Linked DNA regions of Homo sapiens: region 1 is linked to region 2. Evidence: chromatin contacts called from ENCODE Hi-C or POLR2A ChIA-PET data. All regions are on one chromosome and are shown on one strand. Each heading gives the region's core, a stretch centred on a gene start or an enhancer-like site at or near the end of the contact. The rest is flanking DNA. Distances are from core to core; before and after follow the strand shown. Region 1 holds the start of ECEL1 (endothelin converting enzyme like 1). Region 2 has its middle 14 kb from the start of ALPG.

Region 1 (5,056 bases), core at 1,665-4,164, 67 kb before region 2:
ATGAACCTGAGTCAGCACCGTGGCGGCTGTGGCGGCCACGGCGGCTCCGGCCTTCCTCCACCCCCTCCCTGCCACCCCGGCCACTTGGGAGAGTCATTTCATTTCTCAAATTAAAAATCCATTTTGTGCTGTGAATAATAGATGGGATGAGCCCCGAGAGGCCGGGTGGAGGACAGGAAGCTGGCTGGAGGCGTGTTTTTAGGGCTCAGAAGATACCACAGATCTGCAGGGGAGGAGTAGGGCCTGGTTGGACAGGGTGGAGGCTGGCGGGGCTCGTCCTGGAGCTGACACCCTGCTGCAGCACACCGAGGCAGGGCAAGGGGTTCATCCCCACCCACGTGCAGGCCGCAGGAGAGAGGCGGGTCCGACCACAAATGGGCTCCAGTCAGGACCAGGCCCGGCGTTAGGTGGGCAGCCCCACCTCAGAGCAGGGCACTTAGCAGCCCACATGGTGAACGTGCAACAGATGCAAGCTACTGGTGACAGCACACTGTCCTCAGGGAGGGCTCTATGTCCAGAACCCAAACCAAGTGATGCCCTGTTCGGCAGAGTTGCTGGGATCTACCCTTGGTCAAGGAGGAGACAGAGAGTCAGGTTCTGAACCCCTCATCTCTGCCCCCTTGCATCCCCTCGGGCCTTTTCTCTCCAAGGCAGCTCTGGCAGCACCCAACTGCTCCCTGAAGCTGGGCACCCAGCTGCCTCACTCAGGGCTTGGCTGGGTTTAGCTGGGCACCACTGTGGCCTGTCATTCTCTTTCTCATGAGTCATGGGGTCATCTTGGTAATTAGGGGTAGGAAGAGATCCCCCAAAAGAGTGAGCAAGCTACAGGCCAGACCACTGGTGCCTACTCCCCTACAGTGCCAGCTTCCCTTACAGAGAAGGTGCCGGAGAGTCAAGGAGGTGGGCCTCTGACTTCTCTTTATTGGCAGTCTGTGTGGGGTGGCCAGGACTGAGGGGTCAGAGGGCCCAATTCCAAGTCAACTCCTGTAGGCCCTGGTTGCTGCTCTCAGCCCGGGGCTGGGGGATGCGATGTGAAAAGAAAAGGTGAGGTGGAGCCAGGCAGGTCGCCCGGCAGGGAGTCGGGAGGCCCATGAGCAGACCAATAGCAGCTGAGTCTGGGAGAGGGTGGCTGGAAGGGGGGTCCCAGAGCTGACCCGGGAGGGAGGAGGAAGGGATGAGGGAGGGCAAAAGGAGGGAGGAGAGACTGAGGGCCTGGGGGCTGCCCCCCACCCCACCCCCGGGACTGGAGCAGAAGAGTCCCTAGGGAAGCGTGTTTGCCTCTGTGCCTTTCTGTCGGAAGAGGCTCTCTGAGACAATATCCATTTTTACATTTCTTGGAAATTTCATGGCATTCATTTCGGGGAAAATAAAAGCTGTCCTTGCTGGAGAAATGATACCAATCAGGGCCTGAAAAGGCTGGAAAATTATCCTCCTGGAGACGGGAACATTGAGGGAAAAATGCAGATTAAAAGCACAAAGAGCCACTTTGCCACCTCCCTGCCCTCCCCTCCCCCCTTCATGGAATCGCCACATTATAAGTAATTCCATTTTTCCTCTTTAGAATTAATAGGACCCAAGAAGGATGCATGGGGCAGAGGACAACCCTGGGGTGGCCAGAGATGGAGGCAGGGTATCCGGAGTGGGGGCTTAGAGATGGAGAGATGAAGAGGCAGGGAGAGGCAAGACAGGGGCAGAGGCCGGCACTCAGGGCCAGGGCTCAGGAGCTGGGCAGATGCACAGACCCTGAGGAGGAGAACAGGATGATGGGTAGGTTATCAGAGTCCCTACCTTGTTGTGATTTTTATTAGATGGTGCTCCATGGCTCTCACACATTGTTTAAGCCAATCCTACGGGCTGGAGCCGGCAGACCTGGGAGGGCTGGTGCTTTGTGGGGTCTCCTGCTAGAGACACCAGAGGCAGGGTAGGGCAGAGAAAGCAGAGACTCCAGAAACAGTATCAGTCTTCCAAGGAGCCCCAAGTTCTCTGTGTCCCATTAGGGCCAGGCTGTCTGGCCAAGGCAGGCAGGCAGGTAGAAGAGGGCTTTGCCTCCAGGCAGTGGGGAGGCCCCACATTTAAAAAGCCAGTTTACCTGGAAGAAGGCAGGCGGTGAGTAAATTCAGAGTCCCTGCACCCAGCCTGCCCTCCCATCAGTCCACATACCAGGGTCTTGAGGCTCAGGGCCTGTCTGAGGCCTAGGGCTGCTGGCCAGAGGGGGCAGGCTCCAGCCTTCCCTGGCTCCAGCAGGGAGACTTCGCTCATTCTTCTCTTGGCCTTTTCTTCCTACCTGGGCCAGGGACTCCCTGAGCCGTGGTGCCAGGGCCACCCAAGGCTGGGGAGGATGGGGAAGGGGGCGGCAAGCCCTCTTCTTGCAGGAGTCCCCGCTGAGCTCCCTTCACCAGGGGCTAGGTGAAGGGAGCGAGGCCAACCAGAAGCCCTAGTGGAGAGCCCATCCAGGGCAGGGGTTCCAAGGAGGACAAAAAAGCCGGTTAGTGAAGGTGCGCTCTGCGCCAGGGACTGTGCCGGCAGACACAGGCACTACTGACACCGCCCCCAGCCCTTCGGAGGAGTCCTCGGCTCCTCATCTCCAGCTCCAGCCCCTTTCCAGCCGGCTGGTGGGCGGCTGGGAGTGGGGACACTGGATCGGAGGGGACCCTTCACGGGAGTACTCGCTGCCCTCACTCGTCTCGGAACGCGGCTGGACCCGGAGTCCCCGACCGCAGCCCGCGCACGACCCCCGGGAGCCTGTCTCCGCGGCCGCCGACCCACGTCCGCGCTGCCGCCCCACTGCCAGGTGGCCCGAGAGATGCAGGAGGAAGGAGGGGCGCGCGGGGCGGGCGGAGGAGGGTGGAGCCGCCGGCGCGCCCCCTCCCTCGGGCCGGCAGGCGGGCGGCGCGGCGGGCTCGGCGCGGCGGCAGAGGAGGCGGCGGGCGCTGGGAGACACCGGACGCCCGCTCGGCTGCGCTGCGGCTCAGGCCCCCGCTCGGGCCCGACCCGCTCGGTCACCGCCGGCTCGGGCGCGCACCTGCCGGGTAAGTGGCGCCCGAGTCCCTGCCGCTGAGGCCACCACCGCGGCCACTTCCGTCGCCGCCGCCGCCACTGCGCGGAGCCTCCCGGCTTTGTCTGCGTCCTCTCGGCTGCGGCTCCGGCTGCGGCTGCGGCTGCGGCTCCCGGGCTCGGCTCTCGGGCTCCGCGGACTGCGCCGCACGGCGCCGGGGCTCGGGGGTCGCCAGCCAGCTCGCTCCCCGCCGGGGGTGAAACTTCGCCCAAGTTTGGGTTCTGGGGAGAACCTGTTGAAGCCAGGAGTGGCTCGGGGCGGGGACAGAGATGGTGGGAGTGGGGGGAGGGAACCCGTCTCGGGTTCTCCATCAGGGCCGTCCAGTGGGTGGGTTGTGTGTCCGCCACCCTGGGGCGTTGGCGCGCGCCCCTAGGGAAGGGGCGAGTGGGCCGTCGGGCCACCGAGCAGAAGGAGCCAGGGAGCGGGGTTGGCGTGGTCGATCCCGCGGACTTCCGCGAGGACAAAGTTTGGTTCTTTGGCCGCTTTGCGGAGCGTCTGTCTGGGTCCAGCGCGGAGAGCTGAAAGTGTCGCATAGACGCGCCCCTGACCGCACCTCCTCACTCCAGCCTCCGCTTCTTCCCCCACTCCACCCGGCCTTGGCTGGGGCAGGTCGTGGAAGAGAAAGGCGAAGGGGAAGAGGGACGACCTTTCAATGAAGGCCCACTACGTGCCAGGCCCCTTGCCTGGCGCCTCTTGCTTCCAATAAGAGCCCTCCCAACCCTGCGGCCCTCAAGTGTGTGCAGGGAGGGGACAGGGGGGAAGACTCCACTGTGCACCCGGGGGTGGTGGCCCCGCCGAACCCTCATAGTCCCTGGTTTCCGCAGTGAATGAGGCCCGCGGCTGGGGCCTCTGCACCCAGGCCTGTGTCCCTCCTCGCGGTGACCCTGAGCCCCATCCGGCTGCGGCGCCTCCTGAGCCTGCTTCCGCCCTTCCCGCAGCTGCGGCCCCAGGGCCATGCGGAGGCCCACGAGGAGGCCGGCGGCCACGCGCATCCCGTAGCCCAGGTGGCCCAGGTCTGCACCGCGGCGGCCTCGGCGCCATGGAGCCCCCGTATTCGCTGACGGCGCACTACGATGAGTTCCAAGAGGTCAAGTACGTGAGCCGCTGCGGCGCGGGGGGCGCGCGCGGGGCCTCCCTGCCCCCGGGCTTCCCGTTGGGCGCTGCGCGCAGCGCCACCGGGGCCCGGTCCGGGCTGCCGCGCTGGAACCGGCGCGAGGTGTGCCTGCTGTCGGGGCTGGTGTTCGCCGCCGGCCTCTGCGCCATTCTGGCGGCTATGCTGGCCCTCAAGTACCTGGGCCCGGTCGCGGCCGGCGGCGGCGCCTGTCCCGAGGGCTGCCCTGAGCGCAAGGCCTTCGCGCGCGCCGCTCGCTTCCTGGCCGCCAACCTGGACGCCAGCATCGACCCATGCCAGGACTTCTACTCGTTCGCCTGCGGCGGTTGGCTGCGGCGCCACGCCATCCCCGACGACAAGCTCACCTATGGCACCATCGCGGCCATCGGCGAGCAAAACGAGGAGCGCCTACGGCGCCTGCTGGCGCGGCCCGGGGGTGGGCCTGGCGGCGCGGCCCAGCGCAAGGTGCGCGCCTTCTTCCGCTCGTGCCTCGACATGCGCGAGATCGAGCGACTGGGCCCGCGACCCATGCTAGAGGTCATCGAGGACTGCGGGGGCTGGGACCTGGGCGGCGCGGAGGAGCGTCCGGGGGTCGCGGCGCGATGGGACCTCAACCGGCTGCTGTACAAGGCGCAGGGCGTGTACAGCGCCGCCGCGCTCTTCTCGCTCACGGTCAGCCTGGACGACAGGAACTCCTCGCGCTACGTCATCCGCGTGAGTGCGCCCCCTGAGCGCCCTGCCAGCGGCCGCGGATCCGGGGCGCAGTGGCCTTGCCCAGGGGTCCCTGCGCGCGGGAGGCGGGTGCGTGAGAGGAGAGGAGGGAAGAGACGAGCAGGAGAGGGGAGGGGAGGGGAGCGCACAGAGGCAGAGCGCGGGAGGAGGGCGCAAGT
Region 2 (5,749 bases), core at 1,444-3,943:
ATTCGAGGAGATTCACCAGAACATGAAGGGGTGGGTTGCCCCTCCACACCTGTGGGTGTTTCTCGTTAGGTGGAACGAGAGACTTGGAAAAGAAAGAGACACAAAGTATAGAGAAAGACAAAAGGGGGCCCAGGGAACCGGCGTTCAGCATATGGAGGATCCCACCGGCCTCTGAGTTCCCTTAGTATTTATTGATCATTATTGGGTGTTTCTTGGAGAGGGGGATGTGGCAGGGTCATAGGATAATAGTGGAGAGAAGGTCAGCAGGTAAACACGTGAACAAAGGTCTCTGCATCATAAACAAGGTAAAGAATTAAGTGCTGTGCTTTTGTTGTGCATATACATAAACATCTCAATGCCTTAAGGAGCAGTATTGCTGCCAGCATGTCCCACCTACAGCCCTAAGGCGGTTTTCCCCTATCTCAGTAGATGGATATACAATCGGCTTTACACTGAGACATTCCATCGCCCAGGGACGAGCAGGAGACAGAAGCCTTCCTCTTACCTCAACTGCAAAGAGGCGTTCCTTCCTCTTTTACTAATCCTCCTCAGCACAGACCCTTTACAGGTGTCGGGCTGGGGGACGGTCAGGTCTTTCCCTTCCCATGAGGCCATATTTCAGACTATCACATGGGGAGAAACCTTGGACAATACCTGGCTTTCCTAGGCAGTGGTCCCTGCAGTCTTCCGCATGTGTCTCTGGGTACTTGAGATTAGGGAGTGGCTTGAGATTAGGGAGTGGTGATGACTCTTAACAAGCATGCTGCCTTCAAGCATTTGTTTAACAAAGCACATCCTGCACAGCCCTTAATCCATTTAACCCTGAGGTGACACAGCACGTGTTTCAGGGAGCACAGGGTTGGGGGTAGGGTTACAGATTAACAGCATCTCAAGGCAGAAGAATTTTTCTTAGTACAGAACAAAATGGAGTCTCCTATGGCTACTTCTTTCTACGCAGACACAGTAACAATCTGATCTCTCTTTCTTTTCCCCACAAGAACAGAAAAGCAACTCCTGGAAAGGCAGTCTGCAGAGGGCTCAGTCAATGCAGTGTTAGATTCCAGGAGACACTGATTCATCCAAGATGAGTTCACTTCAGTCCCACTTCTGACACCACTATGTGACATTGCATAACAGATACAGGAAGACCCTAAAATAAAATGAACTTTCTTTGGAAATAGGTACTGCAATGGGAATAAGCAGGCCAGAGGAAACTATGTGTGAATTTAGAAAGGTGAAGGAAGACAAAGGTTTTTAAAGAAAAAAGGAGGAGGATCACAGGATTGTTTTGAGATATTCATCCTTGGCTACAAGGATCAAGGATATGAGTGGCACCAGTTTGAGGATGGACAGGCAGGTGCTGGGCAGATGTCCTTGCAGAAGTATTTTTTGGTGAAAGGTTGTGAAGGCCATTATGCAAGCTGGTTGTTTGCAGTCTTCTGTGATAGTTCTTGATATCAGGTTTTGTGCATGATAAATCCCCTTCATGTTCCTGGCTTTACTTCTCAGGATTTTTAACAAAAGGAACTCTGTTTTGATTCTGACGAGGTGCATAGGCTGGATGACTGGGATCTGTCGTTAGTCAGGGGGTAGGCAGCGAGTCAGATTCTGAAGCCCTCACGGTCTGTGCCTGGTCTGTGCCCGGCACCCCCTCGGGCCTTCTCTCTCCAAGGCAGCTCTGGCTACTCTACCCACCCGCTCACCCTCACATCAGGTATCCAGCTGCGTCACTCAGGGCTTCACTGGGTGTCGCTGGGCACTGCTGTGGTCTGCCATGCTCTTGCATATGAGTCATGGGGTCACCTGGGCAATCAGGGTGTATTAGTCCGTTCTCACCCTCCTATGAAGAAATACCTGAGACTGGGTAAATTATAAAGAAAAGAGGTTTAATTGACTCACATTTCCTCATAGCTGGGGAGCCCTCAGGAAACTGACAATCATGGTGGAAAGCACCTTCTCGCATGGCGACAGGAGAGAGAATGCGCGCAAACGGGAAATGTCAGACGCTTATAAAACCATCAGATCTGGCGAGACTCACTCATTCGCACAAGAACAGCACGTGCGGAACCAGCCCCATGATTCAATTACCTCCACCTGGTCTCGCCCTTGACACGTGGGGATTATGGGGATTACAATTCGAGGTGAGATTTGGGTGGGAATACAGAGCCAAACCATATCACAGGGGTAGGGGAAGACCCCACAGTGAGGGAACTGGAGCCTGGACCACGGACATCACCCACTCACCCACAGCCTCAGCTTCCCTTTTGGGGAAACTGCAGAGGAGCCAAGGAGCTGGGCCTCAGACCCTTCTTTATTGACAGTCTGTGCAGGGTGACCAGGACTGTGTGGTCAGAGGCTAAACCCACGTCACCTCCTATAGGCAGTGATTGCTGTTCTCTGGGACAACCGCCTATTGGGACCATGGGGGCCACACTCACAGCCCCAGGCCTGCTTCTGGCAGGGCTCTGCGTTGCTCTCCGTGGATCAGAGGCTGGGGGAAGGGGGCGAGACAACCAGAAGCCCAGACACCCCGGGGAGAGCTGATCCCGGACAGGGGTTCCGAGGAGGTAAAGGAAGCTCCCTGGTGAAGGTGAGCTCTGCGCAGGCGCTGTGCGGGCAGCCCAGGCACTCCGTCAGCGCCCTCTCAATCCTTAGGAGGAGTCCTCCCTGGGTGGTGCTCCAGGGCTGTGGGCTGGACCATGACGGCCCCCAGCTGCGTAGCTCCAGCTCCTTTCCAACCGGTTGGTGGGCGGTTCCGAGTGGGGACACGGGATCGGAGGGGACTCCTGCCGGGTGTACCCGCTACCCTCACTAGTCCCGGGATGCGACTGGATCCGGAGTCCCCTACCGCAGCCCGCGCACGACCCTCGGAAGCCTGTCTCCGCGGCCCCCGACCCAGGTCCCCGCTGCCGCCGCGCTGCCAGGTAGCCAGAGGGTCGCAGGAGGAAGGAAGGGAGCGCGGGACGGGCGGAGGAGGGTGGAGCCACCGGCGCGTCCTCTCCCTCGGGCAGGCAGGCAGGCGGGCGGCGGGCTGGGGCGGCGGCAGAGAAGGCAGCGGGAGCGGGGAGACACCGGCCGCTAGCGCCGCTTCGCTCCTGCTCAGGCAGCGGCTTCGGCCCGACCCGCTCCGCCTCTGCCAGGCTCCGGCGCGCACCTGCCGGGTAGGTGGCGCCTGAGTCCCTGCAGCCGCGGCCACTTCCGTCACCTTCGTAGCCGCTGCGCGGAGCCTCCCGGCTTTGTTTGCGTCCATCCGCCGGCTGCGACTCCCAGGCTCGGCTCTGAGGCTCCATGGACTGCGCGCCGCGCCTGCATGGCTCTGGGCTCGCCCGGCCAGCTCGCGCCCCAGCGTGGGTGAAACTTCGCGCAAGTGTGGGTTCTAGGGAGAACCTGTTGAAGCCAGGAGTGGAGCGGAAAGGGGATAGAGACGGACAGGTCTCGGGTTCCCCATCACTGCCGTGCAGGGGGTGGGTTGTGTATCCGCGACCCTGGAGCAATAGTGCGTTCCCCTTGGGAAGGGGCGGGTGGGCCGTCGGGCCACCGAGCAGAAGGAGCCAGCGAGCGGGTTTGAAGTGGTAGATCCCGCAGACTTCCACGAGGACAAAGTTTGGTTCTTTGGCCGTTTTGCGAAGCGTCTGTCTGTGTCCAGCTCGGAGAGCTGAAAGTGCCGCATAGACGCGCCCCTGACCGCACCTCCTCACTCCAGCCTCTGCTCCTTCCCCCACCCCACTTGGCCTTGGCTAGGACAGGTCGTGGACAAGAAAGGCGAAGGGAAGAGAGATGCAATGAAGGCCCCCTACGTGCCAGGCCCCGTGCCCAGCGCCTCCCCCTTCCCATAAGAGGCCTCCCAATCCAGCATCCGACACGTGTGTGCAGGGAGGAGGACAGGGGAGAAGACTCCACTGTGCACGCGGGGATGGTGGCCCCGCCAGACTCTCCTCGTCCCTGGTTTCCGCAGTGAATGAGGCCGGCAGCTGGGGCCTCTGCACCCAGGCCTGCGTCTCTCCTCGCGGTGCCTGGGAGCCCCGTCGGGCTGCTGCGCCTCCTGAGCCTGACTCTGCTCTTCCCGCAGCTTTGGCCCCCCGGGGCCATGCAGAGGCCCACTAGGAGGCCAGCGGCCGCGCGCATCCCATAGCCCAGGTGGCCCAGGGCTGCATCGCGGCGGCCTCGGTGCCATGGAGCCCGGTATTCGCTGACGGCGCACTACGACGCGTTCCAGGAGGTCAAGTACCTAAGCTGCTGTGGCGCGGGGATCGTGCAAGGGCCTTTCTGCCGCCCAGGCTTCTCTCAAGGAGCAGCGCCACCAGGACCTGGGCTGCCGCGCTGGAACCCTGCGTGAGGTGAGCCTGCGGTCGGGGCTGGTGTTCGCCGCTGATCTCTGCGCCATCCTGGCGGCTATGCTGGCGCTCAAGTACCTGGGCCCGGTCGCGGCGGGCGGCGGCGCCTGTCCCGAGAGCTGCCCCGAGGGCAAGGCCTTAGCGCGCGCCGCCGGCCTCCTGGCAGCCAACCTGGACGCCAGCATGGACTCGTACCAGAACTTCTACTTTTTCGTCTGCGGCTGCTGACTGAAGCGCCATGCCACCCCCAACGAAAAGCTCACCTATGGCACCATCGCGGCCTTCGGCGAGCAGAAAGAGGAGCGCCTGAGGCGCCTGCTGGCACGGCCCAGGGATGGGCCCGGCGGCGCGGCCCAGTGCAAGGTGAGCGCCTTTTTCCGTTCGTGCCTCGACATGCGCGAGATAGAGCTACTGAGTCCTCGGCCCATGCTAGAGGTCATGGAGGACTGCGGGGGCTGGGACCTGGGCGGCGCGGCGGAGCGTCCGGGGGTCGCGGGACCTCAACCAGCTGGGACCTCAACCAGCTGCTGTACAAGGTGCAGGGCGTGTACAGTGCCGCCGCGCTCTTCTCTCTCTAGATCAGCCTAGATTACAGGAACTCCTCGCGCTACGTCATCCGCCTGAGTGCGATTCCCGAGCGCCCAGCCAGCGGCCGCAGACCCGGGGCGTGGCCCTGACTAGGGGTCCCTGCGCGTGGGAGGAGGGTGCGCAAGAGGAGAGAAAGGGAAAGCAGGGGAGGGGAGCGCTTGGCGGCAGAGCGCGGGAGGAAGGCGCAAGTAATTTCCCTGGGTTAACTGAAGTGTTCAGCCGAGCCGCGGGAGCCGCAATTTCCCAGCCCTCTGGAAGGCAGTGAGGGCAGGGAGGGAGGGACGCGCCGGCGGGCTGGGCTGACATCTCCGTGAGGGCTGGGGCTGGCGCCAAAGCCAGGAACCCCAAGGGTCAGTGCGGCACTGCGCAAGTGCCCCCGACAGGTAGGGAAAGTGCAGGCTTTCAGGGGTAAGCTGAGACAGTCAGGGATGGGGCTTTGGTCATCTCGTCTGGGTGGAAAGAGGGGCTGGGGTCTGCGTGCTTCTGGGTCTCTACCCATGGATGTCTGGTCGCTCTCTGGGCATTGGGGTGAAAATTCCATCTGTTTGGGGAGTCTGGCATGTGGATCTCTGACCTCTGGCCCCTGTCTCCCTCCCTAGATTGACCAGGATGGGCTCAATCTGCTAGAGAGGACTCTGTACCTCGCTCAGGATGAGGAGAGTGAGAAGGTGCTGGGACATGGGATGGGGAGGCAGGGAAGGCCTGGGGCCCCAGGATGGGTGTCCCTAGGCTAGGCCTGTCCCTGTCCCTGGATGAGCCCCTTCCCGTGGTGCAGATACTGGCAGCACACAGGGTGTTCATGGAGCGAGTGCTCAGCCTCCTGGGTG

The links. A loop is a pair of places that touch in the nucleus more often than their neighbours do. ChIA-PET counts read pairs that join two places held with the same protein, here RNA polymerase II (POLR2A). Pooled maps may share reads with other maps.
Region 1: a pooled map shows a loop between it and region 2 (9-fold over the local background). The contact joins the promoter of ECEL1 here to the enhancer-like site in region 2. A Hi-C loop is called at or near these places in 1 of 37 single-sample maps with no recorded cell type and 5 of 50 pooled maps. POLR2A ChIA-PET finds 5 or more read pairs at or near these places in 1 of 52 experiments (activated CD4-positive, alpha-beta T cell).

The regions. Positions count from the first base shown.
Region 1 is chr2:232,485,692-232,490,747 of GRCh38, reverse strand. ECEL1 (endothelin converting enzyme like 1) reads left to right here and starts at 2,914. Exons shown (of 18, transcript NM_004826.4): 1 at 2,914-3,029; 2 at 3,994-4,880. The coding sequence starts at 4,095. LOC124906124 (a long non-coding RNA gene) reads right to left here and starts at 2,805. Exons shown (of 3, transcript XR_007088123.1): 1 at 1,789-2,805; 2 at 1-1,432. RefSeq lists an enhancer at 4,260-4,867.
Region 2 is chr2:232,418,240-232,423,988 of GRCh38, reverse strand. It overlaps the pseudogene ECEL1P1. Among named protein-coding and RNA genes, the nearest start is that of ALPG, 14 kb to the right of the region's middle. RefSeq lists enhancers at 1-330, 331-1,098, 3,361-4,144, 4,928-5,711. Within about 2 kb of position 2,693, at least 2 of the 41 ENCODE cell types and tissues checked have a DNase peak (open chromatin) inside an H3K27ac peak, as active enhancers do.